2 separate regions of the Homo sapiens genome follow, and region 2 is linked to region 1. Evidence: chromatin loops called from intact Hi-C (ENCODE). Cell type or tissue: heart right ventricle. All regions are shown on one strand. Links, peaks and the distances in the headings refer to the core of each region. The heading gives the core; the rest is flanking DNA.

What was found. A loop is a pair of places that touch in the nucleus more often than their neighbours do. Peaks named below come from ENCODE experiments on the same cell type or tissue, not always from the same donor. Only the 100,000 strongest peaks of a DNase experiment are listed, where the experiment ranks them.
Region 2: it touches region 1 in a loop (4-fold over the local background); 6 of 110 quality-filtered maps call a loop at or near these places.

Annotation. Positions count from the first base shown.
Region 1 is chr5:152,556,058-152,565,889 of GRCh38, forward strand. No RefSeq gene overlaps it. Among named protein-coding and RNA genes, the nearest start is that of NMUR2, 160 kb to the left of the region's middle. In heart right ventricle, for the core only: a CTCF peak has its summit at 4,665 (motif pointing right); a DNase peak (open chromatin) is centred at 4,664.
Region 2 is chr5:153,479,855-153,489,686 of GRCh38, forward strand. It overlaps a transcript of GRIA1 not described here. Among named protein-coding and RNA genes, the nearest start is that of GRIA1, 5.9 kb to the right of the region's middle. In heart right ventricle, for the core only: no CTCF peak of the experiment used is centred there; no DNase peak of the experiment used is centred there; H3K27me3 peaks cover 974 bases.

The DNA of each region.
Region 1 (9,832 bases), core at 571-8,570:
TGGCAACAAGTCTTGCTAGTCAGAGCTGGCCTGGGACAAGATAGTGCATGAATCACCCTTTGTTTTTGTCCTCTTACCCCTATTCATGGCACCTCCACTCCTAGATGTCAAGGAATTGCATGCTATTTCCAGAATCTTCACTTGCTGAAGGGAAGACTCTGACAGCAGTCATCTGTACCTTGGGAAGATGGCCTTTGAGTTCTCTCAAGGGTTTTAAACTTAGACTCTGAGGGCATTAGGACTTTTCCCACCAAAATGAATTCCTGGCATCAGGGAGCCAGGTACAAGGGGAGTCTAGAATCATTAAAGTTCATGATGTGTTGACAAGCTATTATTTCCTACCTACACAGGTAGGCATCCCTTTTTCTAAGTATCTCAAGGCCAGGGGAAAATTCAGATCATTCCGTAGCTACAATTTTATTAGGGAAAGAGCCTGAAATACTTAGACATGAATAGATTTTCATGGAATGTGGGAAGGTCATAGAATCGAGGACTGGAAAAGGATTACTGTAGTCTAATCTTAGGACAGAAATTTATTCTGAGGTCCAGAGGCAAAATACACTGTGCTTAAAGTCAGACAGAGTCAATGTCAATCTGTGTTAGAGTCCAGAACCCCCTAGCCCAGGAGCTGGGGATTCCACATCTGCAATTTAACATCATTGATTACAAAACCCTAACTTCCCTTTGGAATGGTTTAAAATTACTGGGACTGAGAATAATATGCTTGTCTCTTCTTTTAAAAAAGACTTCCTAAAGCTTTAGTCTCATTCCCTCCATAGGTGACCCTGCATGAATACAAAAGTCTAGTGTTTTTGTTTTATAAAGAACACTGAAAGTTAGGGAGCCCCTAGCCCTGCTCGGCTCCAAATAGCTGCTTGGAGCTGGATACTGGCCAAGGACCTGTCACTCTCTGTTTGCATGCTGTTCGGGCCATCCTGCTTTCAGCACAAAAGCAAAAGGCCGTGGAAATGTGGATGCATTTGGAGATTCATTTCACATTATTGAAGCAAGGCTGGAGTCAACAACCTGAATTTAATTACTGTTCTGACAGCTGGGAGACAATTAATCCTTCTCTCACTCCTCCTCCTTCTGCCCCAGCGTCAAAGTGTCATTTCTTTTTTTCCCTCCCTCTCATACTAATTAGAAACATGCTGTAGAGTGAAAGGTGACTAGTGTGAAGCTAAAACAGTGTCACCAAAGCCCCTTTCATAGAAAAGAGAGCTCACGGTTGGAAGAAGTTGGTCCCCAACACAGGAGCATCTGCTTCTAAGTCAGGGAAGAAGAACGGGGTGTGGAGCTGGCCCTGAGGCCTGACTGCATCTCTGCTACTCACCGGCTCCATAACTTGGGCAAGCCACATCATCTCTCCATTCATATTTCTACTTCTGGGAGTCAAGGGCTCCCAACTTTTCTACTGCTCAGTTGTATAAGGGGAAGCAATAAAAGTGACTGTCATTAGAATAGTAAAAGCATCATTCTAGTATAGGACATAGAGATATGAAAAATGGCTCCCTTCAGATACAGCCATGAACTGGACCTGGAGAGCAAGGATCCTGAAATTCACAGGATGCAAACTTCTTAATGTATTTAAAGGTGGGGGTAAGTTTTTATACACTGTTCTTACTTGGCAAGCTGTCCCCTTCTCTTCACAACACCTCCTTAGCTGCAGTGCCAGGCTCTGCCTCAGCACCAGGGCCTGCTTCATGACAGTGAAGAGAGAGAGATTCCAACACCCAAGATCAAGGGTAAGAGGTCCCATGTTGCTTGCTTCGTGGATCCCTCCAATGCAGCATTGAGCTTTCTGTTGTTTGTCCTAGGTGTCAGATTTGCTAGATATTTACGTTAATACGTAGAAAAAGTTTAATCATTTTGATGTTCAGGGTAGGGGAGATTAATCATCCCAGGAGAGCTGCAGAGCCAAAGTGACTTTTCCAAGTCACTGGCTAGTTAGTTCTCAAAATGGGGCTGTAATGCAAACTTTCCAAATCCCAGTAGGAATCTTAAGTTGGTAATTAAGCTCCTCCATCCTTCCTTTTTCCTATTTAAAGATGATTATGGCCCCAAGTCTCATTACATTGACTGAATAGCTCTTTCCATATGTAAGCTACTTGTAGACACACAAATAATAATTCAGCTTATAATGCAACCTTCTTTTCTCTAAGCGCTTTTGATCCATCTGGGCTGCATTTCTTACCCAAATCAGCATGGATTTTTTTTTCCCTGAAATTGGCACTTTCTGGAAAACAGAGGCCAACTGTAGATGAAATGTCCCTACTTGGGTCATTGTGGTTGAGTCTTTTCATAAATGGCAGATGTAACAAGATGTGTGAGAGGGAAAAGATAATATCTGAGAAATATATTAGCTCCCTATTAAAATGAGGGGCAGATTATTCTCTTGTCTTCTTCTGTCTTTACTGTTGACTAACCATGTGACGACAGCCCTTTCCCCTCTCTAAACTTCAGGTTTCATTCTTTAAAATATGGGGAACTAAATAGGTCAGAATGGCAAATAAAATTTCTGCAGGCTGAATTTTGGTCTCTGACCTGCTTTGTTTGGCCTGCATAGAAACAAAGTATGCTTTGAAAAACCAGGAAACATATAAATTCCAGAGTTTTGACTTCTTTTAGTATATTTGCAGAGCTGGCAAAGGCATGTGCTCATTCCCACCTAAAAACAATGATCCAGTTCTGAGTTGTGGCTACTCTCACAAGATAGGGCATTACTTGCTCCTTGGTTTATCATGGTCTCACCTCCAAACCAGATCACAAGTGTGTGTTATCTGCCTGGTTCATGAATAAGGGACACCTGGAATAGGTCATCCTTAGTTTCCTTTCAACTCTGCCTTCACAATTTAATAACTCCTCTCCCCACCACCATAAAATCCTTCATCTTAAAGGCAAAGAAGGAGTGTGACACTGTGCATCTGTGATGGCCCTGACTCTACCACTCATTATGGCCTGGAAGATTTTACTGCTTTTGTGTGTTCTGACTCCATATGGGATCACATTCTCAGGGGCAGTGTCCAAAATGATCTGGATGTGACATACTTTGAACTAAGATCATAGATTTTGGGGCTACCATTTTATTGCCTGAGGGCCATTTTAGGCAGATCTGATCAAGGTAGTAATGATAGTAGTATTGATTATGCTATTAATAATATTGCCTATAATATTAAATGAAGAGTAATATTTTTCAATATTAACTAACATTATTGAACCCAGCCATGAGCCAGTCACCATAAGTGTAGCATCAGTATGGGGATGGTAGGCATCCTCATGTGCTCCCAAAAGAGCTAGTACAACATCTAAATGTGCTCCTATGATATACTAAAGAAGGGAAAAATAGGATGACTCGGAATGTGCCAAACCCTTGAAAAGAACACAAAAGTACAATGTGAAATGAAAGTCACAGTTCTATTTGTTCTGCAGTATTGTGAATATCACATTTTTACCTTCTAGATAAAAATGAAAAGCAAGTGTACAAGGAACAATGGTTTATGGAGCAACTCCCTGTTGCCCCCCAGAATGATGGTCCCCTTTCACTGCCTGAAACACCTCTGACACTTGCTTACCTGAGCATTTTACTTTTGGATCCTCTTAATATCACCACAAACCTACAAGTTAATGTTATAATATTCATCAAAAAGAGGAGAGTATGGAGACTTAGATTAAGTGACTTGCACATGCCACAGAGCTAAAATGTGGGTCATCCTGACTTTGCAACCCAAAGTCCATACTCTTTTTTTTTTTTTTTTTTAAGATAGTCTCTCTCTGTCACCCAGGCGGGAGTGCAGTGGTGCAATCTCATCTCACTGCAACCTCTGCCTCCTGAGTTCAAGCAATTCTCATGTCTCTCCTAAGTAGCTGGGACTGCAGGTGTGCACCACCACAAGTGGTTAATTTTTGTATTTTTAATAGAGATAGGATTTTGCCATGTTGGCTAGGCTGGTCTCAAATTCCTGGCCTCAAGTGATCCACCCACCTTGGCTTCCCAAATTGTTGGGGTTACAGGCATGAGCCACCGCTCCAGGTCTGAAGTCCATACTCCTGATCACAACCGCATTCTGCCACCACTACCATTGAAAGGGTTTGACTTCATGGTCTCGTGGAGTCCTTCCAACACAGTCTATGATCTAGGGTGGCGGAATGGCATAGTGGTGATAGCATGACTTCTTGCCTTATTTTCTACATCTGTAATGAGGATTAAGTATGAACCTGTCACTCTATTTTGCAATCAGTTAAACTCAAGTCATAATCATTATTAACATATGTATCCCCAGTGTTCATGAAACAATCACTACAAGGGCAAAGACTGTTTCTATTTTTCCCATCGATATTCCCAATGCCCAGAAAAATTCTTCACATTTAGTAGGCAATCAGTAAATGTTTGTTGAGTGAATGTATGTTTCTTTGATAAACAAATGAAAGATTTGGTAAAATGGAAGACCATGCTCCTCTAAAAGGAGGAATGGGTGCTTTTGAGATTTTCACTTTGACAAACAAGCTGACTACTGGAACTTACTGCAGTGCCATGTAAGCAGGGAAAAACGGCTTTATAAATCAGCACCATCAATCACACCAAATACCCTGTTTGGGGCCCCATTTCCAAGCTGTTGCTCTTACCTTGGACATGCTCCTGTGGCCTCTTGTGACCACGAGGGGGCACTGCATGTTTACTCACGCCAGGAGCTGAATTTATTCTGAACAATACCCACAGACAGTCTTTGTGTGGTCTTATTCCTTGGAGATGTCTTCGTGGTGCTTACCAGTGTGGAACAAGATTGCTTTCTAACTACCTGCATGGCAAATAAATTGTGTTCTTGTTAGTGTTGAATATTTAAATAAAATAGGATAAGAATCAAGTGCAGTATTTTTAGTAGGCTGAAACTCACATAACACCATGTAGTGGCGAGGCAGTAAGTGGCACACCTTCCCTATTTTACAACCTTTTCCTCAAGTCTTACTGGGGTGAAACCCGTCTATTCATGAAAGGCTAGCTCAGACTGTATTCCATGCCTAGGATATAAGCAGCACCCAACATAGGGAGTTATGATTTCCATTATTTTCACATAGACACTGGAAGGCTAGAACCTCAGGGGTATGGAGGGATCGTGGTGTATGTTTTGCTCCTGGTCCTGTGGCAGCAATTCCAGAGGCTTAGCTGCGGTTCCTATGCGCTGCCATGGCCCATCACTTGGACTCACGCAGCATGGTAGATGAGGAGACTCTCCTTGCTGGTGAAAAGTTGTCATCAGTTTGGAATTAACACTTAGTCACCTTGGGAATTATTTTGATTCCTTTCAAGAAAAGAAAATTTCACCTGTGTGGCCGAGGTGTTTTGGGAATTTACGTTCACAGGCAGTATTTTAAAGTGACGGCAAGTATTAGCCACAATATGAGATTATTAGGCCTGATGGACCAAGACTTCAGTTACAGCTGCTGGTGCATGTGAGAAATTGCTATGTGTGGCTACTAAGGCCTATTCAATTTGACTTCTCTGCCGTCTATCCATAGAGGTATCCATCCATATGTTTTTCTGCAAAATGTTTTTACTTTACATTCCAGCCATTTTCTGGCCTCCTAGAAACCCAGTTGTGTGGAAGTCAGTAAGGGCTACCCTACTATGCATTTACAAGGACACCTTTCTTACTGCCTTCAGTGTGAATGCCACCCCTTGAAACACAACTCTAACCAAAGTTACTGGACTCAGAGGTGATCCAAAGGTGAGGCCCTGGCTCAGAGTTTATTTTGCAAGATCCAGTCAAATGCATCTCAAATTGAGGCCCAGAAAATACTCATTTTAACAAACTTTCCAGATGATTGTGATGCTGGTGATTAACAGGCTCTTTTGATGACTCTTTTGGACTCTGATGGCTCTTTGTCTTTTCTAGAATATTCCTTTTAACAAGACAGGGGAATAAAGGTAGCAGACTAGACAGAAGTGCACTAGTAGTTATCGGTGCCAATTCTGCCTCGAGTACTGAGTTGGGCTTGTATGATTTGTTAATGTAACTTAATTGAATTTTACCCAGTGTTTCTCAGTTCACCTTTCAGGAGAAGAACCAGGATGCCATATAATCCTTTAATCCACTGGTCTCAAAGTTTAAAATGTCTATAACAGCCAGTCAGGCATCAAAAACATAGCTGACCAGTTTCTAGAGAATATTTGCACATCTATGGGACTCAAGACCCACTTTGGATGTTTTCATGTTTCTAGAGATGTTTTCAGTTTCTAGAAAATATATGCCTCCATTTATTTCCTGACTTGCTGAATTTTTCAAATAAAGCTAGAAAAAAAAATATGCCCAATTTCTTGGTTTGTAAAAAGTGTTGGTGACAAGCATAAATTTTATAAAAAGTAGAACATGGGATGAACAAAACCCCTCTGTGGGCCAGATCCAGAGTATAACTTGTCCATTTGTAATCCTGATCTAATTCTTGACAATCACTGTTTGTTTTGAGATGGAAGAGACCTTTGGTTATGTGGAGTAGTAGAAAGGATACCAAATATGTTGTCAGGGGACTTGATGTTAGTCTCGATTCTGCAAAACACTAGCTAGGAGACCTTGAGTAGTTCTCATCTCTCTGAGTATCAATATTGTACTGAAAAAAAAAAATGGGATTAATAGTACCTTCTTCACAGGACTAGTATAAGGCTAAAATGAAATACTATGTGTCAGTATATTCTATACTTCAGTAACTCAAAAACAACCTTCACTTTTTTTGCCACAGCCAGATAACACATCTACTATTATTTACTTAATATTTTTCTTTCTTTTCACTTTTAAAAAATCTGAAATATCTACATAGCTCTCAGTCAAAGTAATACTATTCATAGAAATAGGAGTTCAGGCTAGGGACATGTTTTTCCCCATCATATGATAAATTAAATATGAAACACATTCAAATAGTTTGGCTATATGCCACTTTATACTTCCACAATACTTTCATAAGATTAATACACTTATAAAATAAAATAGCAGATGAGTGGGTATAATTGCTTCAGTAGTAACTTTATGGCAAATGTTGATCATTACTTTTAATGAGGTAAAAATTGATTTTATATTTATGAAGTAGCTCTTAAACTAGGAGCTCTCAGTTTAATTTTTTCTCATTTTCAACTTGGGGCTTGCAATTCCTTTTCTGCTTTCTTTAATAAAAATCAGCATAGGGTAGGTAGGATCCAATAACCTAGGATGTATTTAATATCACAGCTTTTCCTTGATATTGATTTGTATATTTATAAACATTTCCATTTTTAGCATCTCATTTTAGTGTTAAGTCAATAAACAGTAATATCTTCAAATATATTTTTTTATTACATGGTTGATGGGTCTTTAGTATTCCAAGGTTGAAGTTAGATGATAAGGGAGTTAAGGTACCTGATACGGTTTGGCTGTGTCCCCACCCAAGTCTCACCTGAATTGTAATAATCCCCATGTGTCAAGGGTGGGGTCAGGTGGAGATAATTGAATCATGGTGGTGGTTTCCCCCATACTGTTCTCATGGTAGTAAATAAGTCTCATGAGATCTGATGGCTTTCTGAATGGGAGTTTCCCTGCACAAGTTATCTCTTGCTTCCCACCATGTAAGATGTGACTTTGCTCCTCCTCTGCTTTCCACCATGATTGTGAGGCCTCCCCAGCCACATGGAACTGGGAGTCCATTAAACCTCTTTTTCTCTATAAATTACCCAGTCTCTGGTATGTCTTTATCAGCAGTGTGAGAACAGACCAATAAAGTACCACACTTAGTTCCTAAGGCTGACTCTGTAGTTATTTACTCAACAAAAAACATATTGAGTATACAGCCTGGGCACTGGGAATACAGCAGAGAACAAAACGAAGTGTTAGTCCTTATGAAGTTTCAGTCTGGTGGGGGAAAATAAGTAATCAAAAATAATATATTTACTACATCAGCTGGTGATAAATGCTATGAAAACAAAAAGCAAAGGTGGAAAGAGACAGCAATAGGGTTGGTCCTATTTTATTAGAGCCTGAATAAGGTGAGAGAGTAAACCATGATGTTACCTAAAAGAAGTATGATCCAGCAAAAGAAAAATTAGGTATAAAGGCCTTGAGAAGGGTGCTAGGTGTGCTTGTGAAGTGGCAAAGAAGCCAGCATAGCTGATAGCTGGAAGAGATCAAGCAGGAAGGAGAGGGGCAGGTAATGGGGTCAAATAACATAGGCCTGTTTTTTTTTTTTTTTTTTTTTTTTTTTTAAACTGAGTAAGCGGGAAGCCTTTGGGGAATGTGAGTAAAGGAGTGACATGATCTGATATGATTTTGAGCTATCTGTCTAGCGATTATGTGAAAAAGAGACTTGAGAGGGATAAGTGTGGGAAAGGCAGACCAAAGACCGTTGTTATGCTGCCTTGAGAGAGCATGGTGGCTTGGACTAAAGTGATAGCCTTAGAGGTGAAAAAATGTTGTCAGATTCTGGACACATTTTAAAAGCAAAGTAGATGATACCCTCTGATGAAATAGATGTGGGATAAGAAAGCAAAGAGTCAAAGATAAACCTAAAGTTTTCAGAAACAGAGCATTGGGAAGAATCAAGTTTTGATTTACTGTAATTTTCACCTTTGCTAAGCCTTTCATGCTTTTTCCATACACAGGGCTGCCTTCACAGGGCACCCTGATATAACTTACTTCCCTGTATGGCAAAGGCTAGTTTAAATTCATGCTTTATTATGCAAATAATATGCTTTTGGCCAGTGATCACTGACCACTTTTGTTAGAGTGGCCAAAAGTATCAATTAAAGAGCTCAAGATAAACAGGGAATAATGCTTACTTTTCACCATTCTTCTCCTCTATTTGATTCTTTGTTTTAATGATGTATTACCTATACCTAAAACGATGAGCATTTCCCAAAAAGTTCATATCAAGTAAAATAATTCGACTTGAATTATTTCTCCCTTTCTTGTCTACTTTTTATTCCTATGAACCTAATCATCCACTATGTCCTGAACACCAATCAGTACTCTTCTCTTTTTCTTTCTCTAAATACTATGTATCTTTGCACTTTAAATACTATTAAAAGCTTACCAGTGGGTTTTCATCAACCCTAAGTTGTATTATCTCCTTTTACAGTTGAAAAAACTGAAGTTCAAAGACTTTACTTTAATTAATCAAGCTCACAAATCTCAGAAAATGTGGTACTGAAATTTGAAGGTACAAGGGTCTGACTTGCAGGGCCAGCTCTTACATGCTATGCTTTACTGCATCAATGTTCTGCTTTTGCTGTATGGCATTCACAATAATCACATTCCTCTTACTCTACTGATTCCACTAGCTTCCCAGTAGATTCTATTAAGATGTTGTCTTAAAGAAAAAGTGGAAATTTCTAAGTGGGGGACCTGTCTCCACCAGGAAGCCTTCCTTGAATGCCTCAGCTTTTCTATGAGTCTCATTTCTTCCTGAAATACTACAATATTGAAACATTCTCACTGGCATATCTAAAATATCAACTCCTTTGTGAAGCCTTCCAGACTATCACCATTGCAATGCCTCTCTCCTTCCTCCTCCTACAGTGCTAAACCATCTCTATTATGCCGCTTATTAGAGCCCACCTCCAGTAGCACTGGTCTTGTAGTACTAATAGTACTGTTGTTTGTTGGTGGTGTCAACTCTCCCATTGAGTTCCTTAAATGGGCACCATCTTTTTGTATTTTTCATAGCCCAGCATTGGTACTAAATATATTTAATTATTTGAGCATAAGAATCTACGTTTATTCTATGTGTTTCCCAGTGCCTAGCAATACAGTTAGATATAAAGTAGGAATTGAATATATCTTGAATGAGCAAAGGGAAAATAGAGAGTTTCTATTTG
Region 2 (9,832 bases), core at 1,745-9,744, 920 kb after region 1:
CCTCAGAGGGTCCTTCCAGGGTTCCAACACTACAGTTTTCAGTAAGGAACCGAATTTGCACCTAAAGGAAGCACGTGCCTGCTATGCAGGGTGGTTTTCATACAAAAGAGCCTAGAGACACATGGAGAAGATGGCCAGTCCGAAGAGAATGCAGAATTTGGACTTTGGAGAAGAGGCCAACAAATGCTAGAATTGTGTCCACTAAGGGTGGAAGTCAGGAAGAGTCAAGGCTAGCCTGTTTCTCTGGACCATTGCCCATCCCACCCCCACTTCCCCTCATCCTGCAGGCTGGAAGTGCATGAGGACAGGGAGCTGCCATCTTGGTCTCCTCACACCTGACAGACATTCTGGAGGCCTGTGTTCAGGCTGTGGCTTTGGATTCTGACCACTGTTTCCACCTCCCCCACCCCTTGAAGGACATCCAAGGGTTATATGTGTGAACTGGAGCCAGAGTGGCCTACTGCCTGTGCCTGAGCTCTCCTGGTGGCATTTTGAAGAGGAAATAGTTCAGGCCTCTGATATTCTGGCTCTACCCAGTAAGCCCAGGTGTGGAGACCCCCCCTTGAAAAGCCTACTTGCCTTAGTCCCTCTGTTGCCATTGTCTTTGAAGTCAGGTTGGAAGAAACTTTTCTCTCTTGCACTGTGGCTCCTCAGTGAACAGGATCCTACAGTGGAGGAGAAATAGTGTCTTGACTTCCTGGTCAGTCCCTTGAGGCCCTCATTTCCCAGGACACTCCTCCCAGGCCAAGTCATTCTGTCTCCTCTGGTGAGATCACAACCCCTAGGGACAGGCCAGCTGCTGGTGGGACTTCCCCTGGGAGAAGTAGCTTCAGTGCTTTGAAAGGCTGAAGCCATTTCTCCCAGAGAAGGTGAGTCAGAGGAGGAGGCCCTTGAGATAGCAAAGCAGGAGGGGTTGGTCAGCTTTAGAGGGGAACAGGAGGCTCTTTCTATTGGAAGTTAGAAGCTGAGAACCATGGCAAAAGGAACACTTTAGAGTGAAAGAGTCTATGGAGAAAGACACCTGGTGTTCTCAGTCCTTCCCCAACTCAACTCTTCCCCCAAAACTTTACAGCAGTGGATCACTGTGCCCTGCTCGACCATCACAGACACAGACAGCCACAGCTCTGCAAGTGCATGGGAGAGATAGCCCAGTTGTGGTAAAGGTGCAGGACCCACTGAGCTACATCGTGGAAAATGTTGAGGCAATGACCTGGGTATCTGACATCCAGGAAGACCTATGTCCCAGGCCATAGATCTTAACTGCCTTTGCTTCTCAAGATGTCTGTCCTGCCAAAAGCTGCATAGGAACCCAGTGTTCCTCATGCATTTCTATATCAGAGGGAGTATAGAATACTCTAGGGCTGCCATTCAGACTCTGCCTCTGTTTTAGTTTCTCCCTTCTGCCCTTTGTTAGGGCTTCCTGATACCCTAGGAATTTACCTGTTCCAGGACTGCCATGTGATGGTGACAGGCAGTGATAGAACCCATTCATTTTGGGGAATGCTCATGGGATCTTTTCCTGACTGAGCCACCTAACTGGTGCTGCTGGCAGAGGGTGCAGGCAGTCATGGTGTGTCTTGGTCTGGCTCTGGAGAGTTGGGGCTGGAGAGGTATGTCCTCACATTTAACTCCAGAGCAAAGCGAGGCACCTGTACCAGATGCCAGTTTGCCCTGCTGAAGTACTTCCTTGCCTATTCCATCCCCCTGGAGTCAAAGGCTGGTGCCACATTGCTCTCACCAGCTGTTGTACCTTCTGGTGAGGAAGATTCTAGAGACCCCACCTTCCCCCAGTGAAAGAAGTCTTATGCCTTAAATAGTTTACCAATGATTTGAAGTCTCATTCTTGTTTTGAGTTCAGGGAGTATATTTTCTTATATTCAGCTAGAAAATGCCATAAATAAATAGTGGTTAGGTTTTTAGCAAAATGTGCTGTAAATAAATAGTGGCTAGTTTTCTAGGTAAGTCTATCCCAGCCAGGTTGACATTACTATAGTTGAAATGGTATACTTTCGCTAAAAATAATAAAAGACAATATTGTAGAATCAGATTTTGTTTACTTCAAAAATCATATGATTTTCAATATGAGATACTATCAATGAAGTTCTTGAGATTATTGGCCCTGCTTGGGAGCCTCATCTCAAGAGTTAGAGGTGGAAAGCATTGCCTACTGGCTGATTGCAAGGGTCAGGGGAAAGGTGAAGTGGGAAGACTACTGACCCCTCAAAAAGTGAGGGGCATGATGGGATGCAGAAACTGGCAGTGTCACGTGGGAGGAAATGACCTGTCTCAAGATCTAGTTCTGCCATTTGCTGGTTCTGTGGCCTTAGGTTAGTGCTTTAGCCTCCTGAGTTAGTCTCATCACTGGTTAAATAAAGAAGAGTTAAATAATACTATTTCTACAGGTTTGATGAGGGAATAACATGACATATAATGCTTTTAGAAGATTTCTGTGGCATATAGAGCTGAGTGGTGATTGACTTTGAAGGCTAAAAGACCAAGATGTGCCTCACCTGTAAAATAGGAGTAGTCTAATATGTATAAAGTACTTAGCCTGGTGCCCAGCACATGATGGCAAATGGTAGCTGCTGTAAGTGACATTATTATATTACCATCCTTGACTTCCCCAAGGAGGCTGATTCCCTTTTGCCATGCCTACACACTGTTCCATTCTACAAGAGCCAAGATGCTATTTCTGCTTGACTTAGAGAATGGAAATGGGATGGTGGAGCATGGTGGCCAGCTCAGAGCAGGCAGCTATTGAATCAGGTCCTAAAGATGTGAAGCCACCACAGCAGTCATTGGGATAGAAGAAGGGTGGGAATGGGGAATGAGGAGTTCAGGAAATACTTTATTCAAAGGGTCCACAAAAGAGGTGAAAAGAGTAGGGAAAGAAGGAATGCAAGGTGAGGCATAGAGGAGGGGAGAGGTAAGCTTTATTTAAAAGTCTATGTTAAGGACACTACAAACTCTTGCCTGTGTTTATTCCTACATAAGAGTTATTCTACCAGTCGAACTGTCAAGTAGTGGTCTGTAGCCTAATCATTTGGCCTTCCCTGTCTGTTATGCTGAAATATTATCTCAGAAGTCTTTCATGGAAAACTTACTGCATGAGCTATGGAATGGTGGGCAGATCACATTCTCCAGGGACTCCATCTGCCTCTTCTAAAAGATCTGTCGAACTTAGGCCCCTTCTCTTGTTAAAAGATCTAACTTAGGCCTCTTCTCTTGTGTTTCTGAAAGCTGTAGTTTTTGTAGCTATTACTTTGACCCCTTTAAATGAGCCTCGCGTCAGGTCTCACTGTGACAGAACATGAACAATACCACTCACACAGCCGAGCTTGGGCTTCAAGTCTCTGATCTGCTGCTACCTGGCTGGGTGACCCAGGGCAAATGACTTAACCTGAGATCCTACTTCATTTTTAAATTGAAGGTGCTGGACTCCAGGATCTCAAAATGTCTTTCCCACTTTGACATTCTACCTGCTTCTCTTTCACGTGAGAAATGTCCCATTCCTAGCCTTTCTATTTTTCTTCTGCATGATTTTGTCTCCCTTAGAGTAATAAAGGAGAGGCCAGAGGTTAGGCAAGCAGCAAAATTTAATACTAGAAATATGACAGTAAATTAGAATCATTTATGTTCCAAGTCTCCTGAAAACTGATTAAAATCTTCCTTTGGCCACGAGGGTGGGTGGGGACTACAAGAAGCACCATAATTACTGTTTGGCCTCAATCAAAGAAGGCTATCGGATGTGGGGAGAGGAACATTGGTTCTTCTTCTCTTTCAAGGCACATTCATTTTTTGAAACACATTCATTTTTTGAGTCTTATGCATGCTTTCTGAATGGCTTCTCAGAGCTCCTTCCTGAGAATAGTGTGACTGAACCACTACAGGGTGGGGTTTTACATACGAGGACTCTCGGTGCTAGGTCATGTGTCCCCAGGCAAGGCCCTTTACCTTTCTGGAAGTATTGTACACATTGCCAAGGGCCTGTGCAGTGCAAATTTACCAAAGTGATTTTACCAAATTTACCATGTCCCTTGGGACAATATAGAAAAGTGGTTAGGAGAACCAGCCTTGGAAGCCAGGCAGATCTAGGTTGAAATTCCAGCCCTGCCTCTAAATAGCTGTATAAGCTTGAGCAAGTAACATAACCTCCCCAACCCTTTATTCTCCACTTGTAAATGGAATAATAAGTGTTCATACTTCAGAGAGTTGTTGTGAACATCACACAAAATGAGGCAGTTATGTAGCCTGGCACTGTGCCTGACACATGTAAGTGCTCAAAAAAAAATTAGCTCACATTATAGTCATGATTCCTGACCCCTAAGAGGCTGAAAATCAAGTGGAAAGAGTCAAGTTAAATGTCAATTAAAATCAGTAAGTAATACAGATACTCAGAGAGGCCAAAATCAGTATGGGAGAGCATTGTAGGGAAGATGGGAATTGCATTGGTTCTTAAAAAATTAAAACGTGATCAAGAGAAATAAAGGTACTTCAGGGAATAATAAGGACCATCCATTTATCCTTTTAATATGTATTTATTGAGAAGTCACTGTGTGTTAGATGCTGTCCTAAGTGCTGGAGTGGATAAGATGCATTCTAGTAATGGATCAAATGATAAACTATGTACCATAGGTAGCGACAAATGCTGCAAAGCGAAAAGCAGGGTAAGGGACATAAAAATCATGGCAGCAGGTGGGCTGGATGTAGTAAAAGACTTCCAACCAGATCCTGAAGTGAGAGCAAAAGCAATGCGGATTTCTACAGAAGATGCTTTCCAGGCAGAAAGATGAGCAAGTGCAGTGGTCCTGGGACAAGATGGTGATTAGTGTGTCCAATGAACAGCAGGCAGGCTAGTGTGACTGCAGCAGAGGATGCCAATGAGGAAGGGTATAGGATACCAGTGAAAGAGGCAGCCAGCTGCCAGATTGCAGACTTTAAGTATGGATGAAGTTCTGGGATATTTTGGAGCCGGAGAGTGACAATGTCTGACTTCTTTTTAAAAATTTCACTCTGGTGGCCATACAGAGAGCAAATTACGTTGCTGGGGAGGGTGTACAAAAGGAGTAGAAATAAGGAATTGATAAAGATTGAGAGATATGGGTAGAATGAATGACCTGGAGTGGAGCGATGGTGGAAAGTGGTTGGGCTCTATATTGTTAAAGTACAGCCCATAGAATTTGCTAATGGGTTGGAGGTGGAGTTCTTAGCTTAGCTTGACAATCAGGTGAATGAAGGTGTCATGTAGGGAGATTGGAGGGATGAGGGAAGGAGCAGGTTGGGGAGCACCAGCAGCAGAAGTTTGTGTATTCCTGATGGGCAGATGTTTTGAGGGTGGGGGAAGTGACATAGGCTTAATAGAAGACTGGCACACTGAGCTATAGGAGAAGCTTTCTGAAGTGGATTGGAACAACAGGGAAGGCCTCCAATGCCAGGATGACTCTGGACTCTAACCAAAAATAATGACATTTCACACCTCTGTACAGGAATGGCTGGCAGAGTCATTTCTGTGTGTTTGGAGATTCACCAGTCCCTTCACATGGAGCATGTCATTAATGCCCTCTCTAGCCCCACAAAGTATAACCTCTCATTATCCCCACTTCCCAGATGAAGACATTGAGACAAAGGGGTTAAATAGCTCATCCAGAACCACCCATCTGGGGAGGATGGCGGTGAAGGTCTGGCTCTATTGTCTCCTAGACTAGGGCCAGATGAGCTGCAGGGCCTCTCAGGAGAGCTGGTGCCAATGCTGCATGGTGGCCACCCGCCCATGTGAGTGTGGCCCAGGTGGCCTCTCTGAAGGCATTGCTGATTTAAAGGAATAGTCAGTGCCTCCAATTTCTACCAGTAACAATGGTGCTGCGTAGAAGCTTCCCCATGGAATCGTGGAATAGACTTTTTTTTTTTTTTCAGGCACTGATCCTGCCCCAGGGTGTTTTCCAGAACTTGCATGGCTCCCTAATTACCTAGTAATGCTGAGAGCTTATGAAAATGCTGTCATTTGTGTGAGGAGGGGAGGGAAGACTGAAAGAAGAAGAAGAAAAAAAAGCAGATAGAAAATGCTGTTAAACCTGGCAGAACTCCAGGGTGGGTAATTACATTCTTTGGGGTGTGTTCTCACCACACACACAGTCTGTGGATTATTTTGGAGCCTTCTGTATGAATTGTGCTAGAAAACATGAAAAAATATTATCATTATTATTTTTTAAAACATCTTTAAAAATAAGGCCTTTCTAAAGCCACAGAGGCACCCTCTCTCTGATTGCATTTTTGCCAGTTGGTTAGCTGTCAGCAATCTGTTCTTAGATCATAAATTTGATGGTCCCCCCACCCCCTTGAATTGCTTTACACTAGAAACCTAAAATGTTAAAGCCAGAAGAAACCTTGGTGAAACACCCATATTTTGCAGATGGAGAAACTAGTCCAAGAAGGGAAGGAACTTGCCAATACCACTATCACAGGTAATAGGAGGTAGAGGAGAGAATGGGCCTCCCCAGACCTGACATCTGTCCTTTCTCTCCCTTACCCCAGCCCCTGCTGTCAAATGGAGTTACAGAGTGTCAGAACCAGAAGGGTCTGTAGCCATCACCACATCTAATCTTGTCATTTAATAGATGAGGAAACAGTCTTGTAGAGGAAATGGACTTGGCCCCTAAATTGATACTGGGCATGAGAAGTGGTTGGACTCTTGTCTCCAGGATTCCACTGGCACTCCGTGGCCTGTCAGTCAGATCAAGCTCAGAGGCACTACTCTTACCCTACCCCTTTTTTCCCTAAGTCACTATATTCCATATCCCATATATGTGTGTGTATATATATATATATTCCATATTTCTACTTTTCCTTGAGAAAAGAATCTGAGGATCTAGCCACTCTAGGCCTACAATTCCTCATGGTAATAATCTGCTGCCTATTGAGTCCCTGTGGCCACCTTTAACAGGGCACAGTCTCTCTAGTTCCGTTTGTCTTCCCCATTCTCCCCAACTTGGCTCACTTCATTCATTTCCCTGCCTGGCTCAAGGAAGCATTTGCATTTGTAATCCCTGTCCAACACCATTCTCCTTGATTTGCGGTGTCAAAACAAAGCCAAAATAAGTAAATCTTAGACTGTTTTGGCTACATGGTAAGAGGACTTAAAGTATGCCAAAAATATGAGCTGGGATGGGTCATAATTAATTTGAGGAGTAGGTGCCATGCTGTCTCTAGAGCACAATTTGAGCAGCATTTGGAGGCTTTTCCAATGGGATGTCAGCCACCTGGAGTTCCTCCATTAGATACTTAACTGCTGGACTTTAATGAGCACCCATCTTCAGATATCCCACTTTAAAATATGAAAAGTCTTAAAAGATAATCAACTTAATTTTTCTTCAGTGTAATATAATGGGAGGGACGCTGCAGGGTCCTGGTGCCCAGTCCCTGGCATGCCAATCACTAGTCCCCTTAAGGAAGGTTTTTTGGCCTCAATGCTATTTATATTTGGAACCAGATAATTCTTTTTTGTGGGGTGGATGCTCTGTGAATTGTAGGATGTTTAGTGGCATCCCTGGCCTTCACCCATGAGATTCCAGGGGTACAATTCCATAATTGTGAGAACAAAAAACATCTCTGGACATTTTTGCCAAATATCCCCTGGGGGAGAAAATTGCTGTCAGTTGAGAACCACTGTCTTAAGCTAATCATGTAGCCACTTTGAAGACTTTGCCACTTTGGGAATGGCAAATAGGACTGGGGACTCTAAAGAGAGACAGCATGATGAGCTAATAAAGGATGACGTCAAATAAGTTATTTAGGGAAATGAAGCTGTTTGGTAGGTAGTTCTAACCTTTGAGGATGAGGAAATGAGAAAATCACCTTCTACCAGTGGTCAATCTTTTCTTTCTCATGCACATGCCCGCTATTGTAACTAGCATACTAAAAATGCCCCCATGGCTCATCATGGTCCACCAGGAATTCAGTGGGTTCCAAATCCTGACACTGACTTCCTCTAAGTTCCAAGTTCCCCAGTACACTCTTCCCAGTTATGCACTGCCGGCTCCAGGCTAACAGAGCACGTGGCATTCTTTCCTGCCCCCAGCCTTTGCTGGGGCTCTTTCCTTGGTTTGCATGTCCTTCCCAGTCCTCAGTTACTGCCTATAATCTCCTCATCCTTCACGGCTCAGTTCTTTTGAAGCCTTGCTGGATCCCCACAGACAGACACACTGATTGCATCCTTCTTTGCTCCCCCGCTGCTGTGTTTACATCTTTTAGAGCACTTGTCATGGTCTTTCTGGGTGACAGTTGTCCGGGTTCGTCTGTCTTCTTCTTCTGCCACATTCACCTGCCTTGAGGCAGAGACTGTGTCTGATTCCTCTTCATATTGCCCAGCACCTGGCACCCTGTGAGATACAGAATAGGTTCCCCACCAACATTTGAAATGAAGAGAATTATAAAGAAACATGGAATAAACATTGAACCTAATGTAGTTTGACCTAGATGCCTACACTTGAAATATGTAAGTTCTATATTTAATCAGTGAACAACTATGTATTTAATAGACCAAGGGGAGCTATTGACCATACTTGAGCAGGGCAATGACGTAGACCTCTGTTTTAGGAAGATCTGCTTGACTATATGATTTATAATGACCATGGAAAATTCATCTTTTTGACTCCCTTAAAAGTCCCCTCCCTACAAAGTATGCAAAACAAATCTTACCTAATGCAGGGGGACATTGAGGTTTTGCTTGTAAAGGGTCTAAAGAGCTTCCTCTAAAAGGTGATTGCAAGGTGTGAAGCCTTTAATGACAGCCTAATTATTATTATTACCAGGCACAAAGCTTAGGGAACCTAAAAGATCCCCAGGTACTATTCAAAGTAGTAAGATACAAAAACTGAAAATGGAGAAATTAAAAGATGGAATCATTAAATCAGAGACTCTTAATGTTGGCAGAGACCTTAGAAGTGATCTTTCCTGATTCTGTTCTCTCATCTTCCTATGCTGATGCTTATTCTTCCTTTAGAAGGTTCCTACCCAGTGCTTGCTGTTATTAGAGCCTAAGAGTTAAGAGCTGGGGCCTGATGGTGGCATTTACTGTGTTTAAATGCCCAATCTCTTTCATTAGCAGTGAAAACTTGGGGTGAGTTTTTAGACCTCTGTTTCTTCATCTATAAAATGGGCATGAGGCTACCTACACAGGTATTGTACAAATAAATGATGCAGGTGCATTTCTTAGCATGGTACCTGGCACATTCAAAATAGTGAATAAACATTAGCCTTAAAAATTATTTTAGCTAATTAATTAATATATGTGAAAGTGCATAGGAAATCACAAAGCATTTGACCTCCAAGTTGTTCCTATTTTGGGGCTTCATTGTACATGGTCAGATATTTTTTACAAATCCCAGTCCTTGTAGCTGTCACTCAAGTCCACATGATATACAGTCCTGGTGAGGGAAGTGAAGAGTCTGTGGATAAAATGGCCTATTCATATGGCAAAGCAAAATGGAGTCCAAAGTCTATTATTTCTTTCTTACTAAAGACAAAGTTGACTTTCCTTTTCCTGGATCATCTCCTGTTGGACAGGAGTCCTGGCCAGGGCAGTAAGTCAACTGGTAACGGCCAAAGCACTCAAGTTTGTAGGTTGTACTGTACATCTTAGTAGGTCTGTGTCTTTATGACTTAATCCCAGAAGTCTTATCTTTTTCATCTGTAAAACAGGGCTCATGGCCACTTTACAGGTTTGGAGTGAAGATAGATGGATAAAAATCTGTAAAGTTCCTTCAAAAACTGTATTCTGTGGCGGCTAGTGGCTGCTGCTTTGCATTTAACACTACTATCCTGAACACAGCTGATC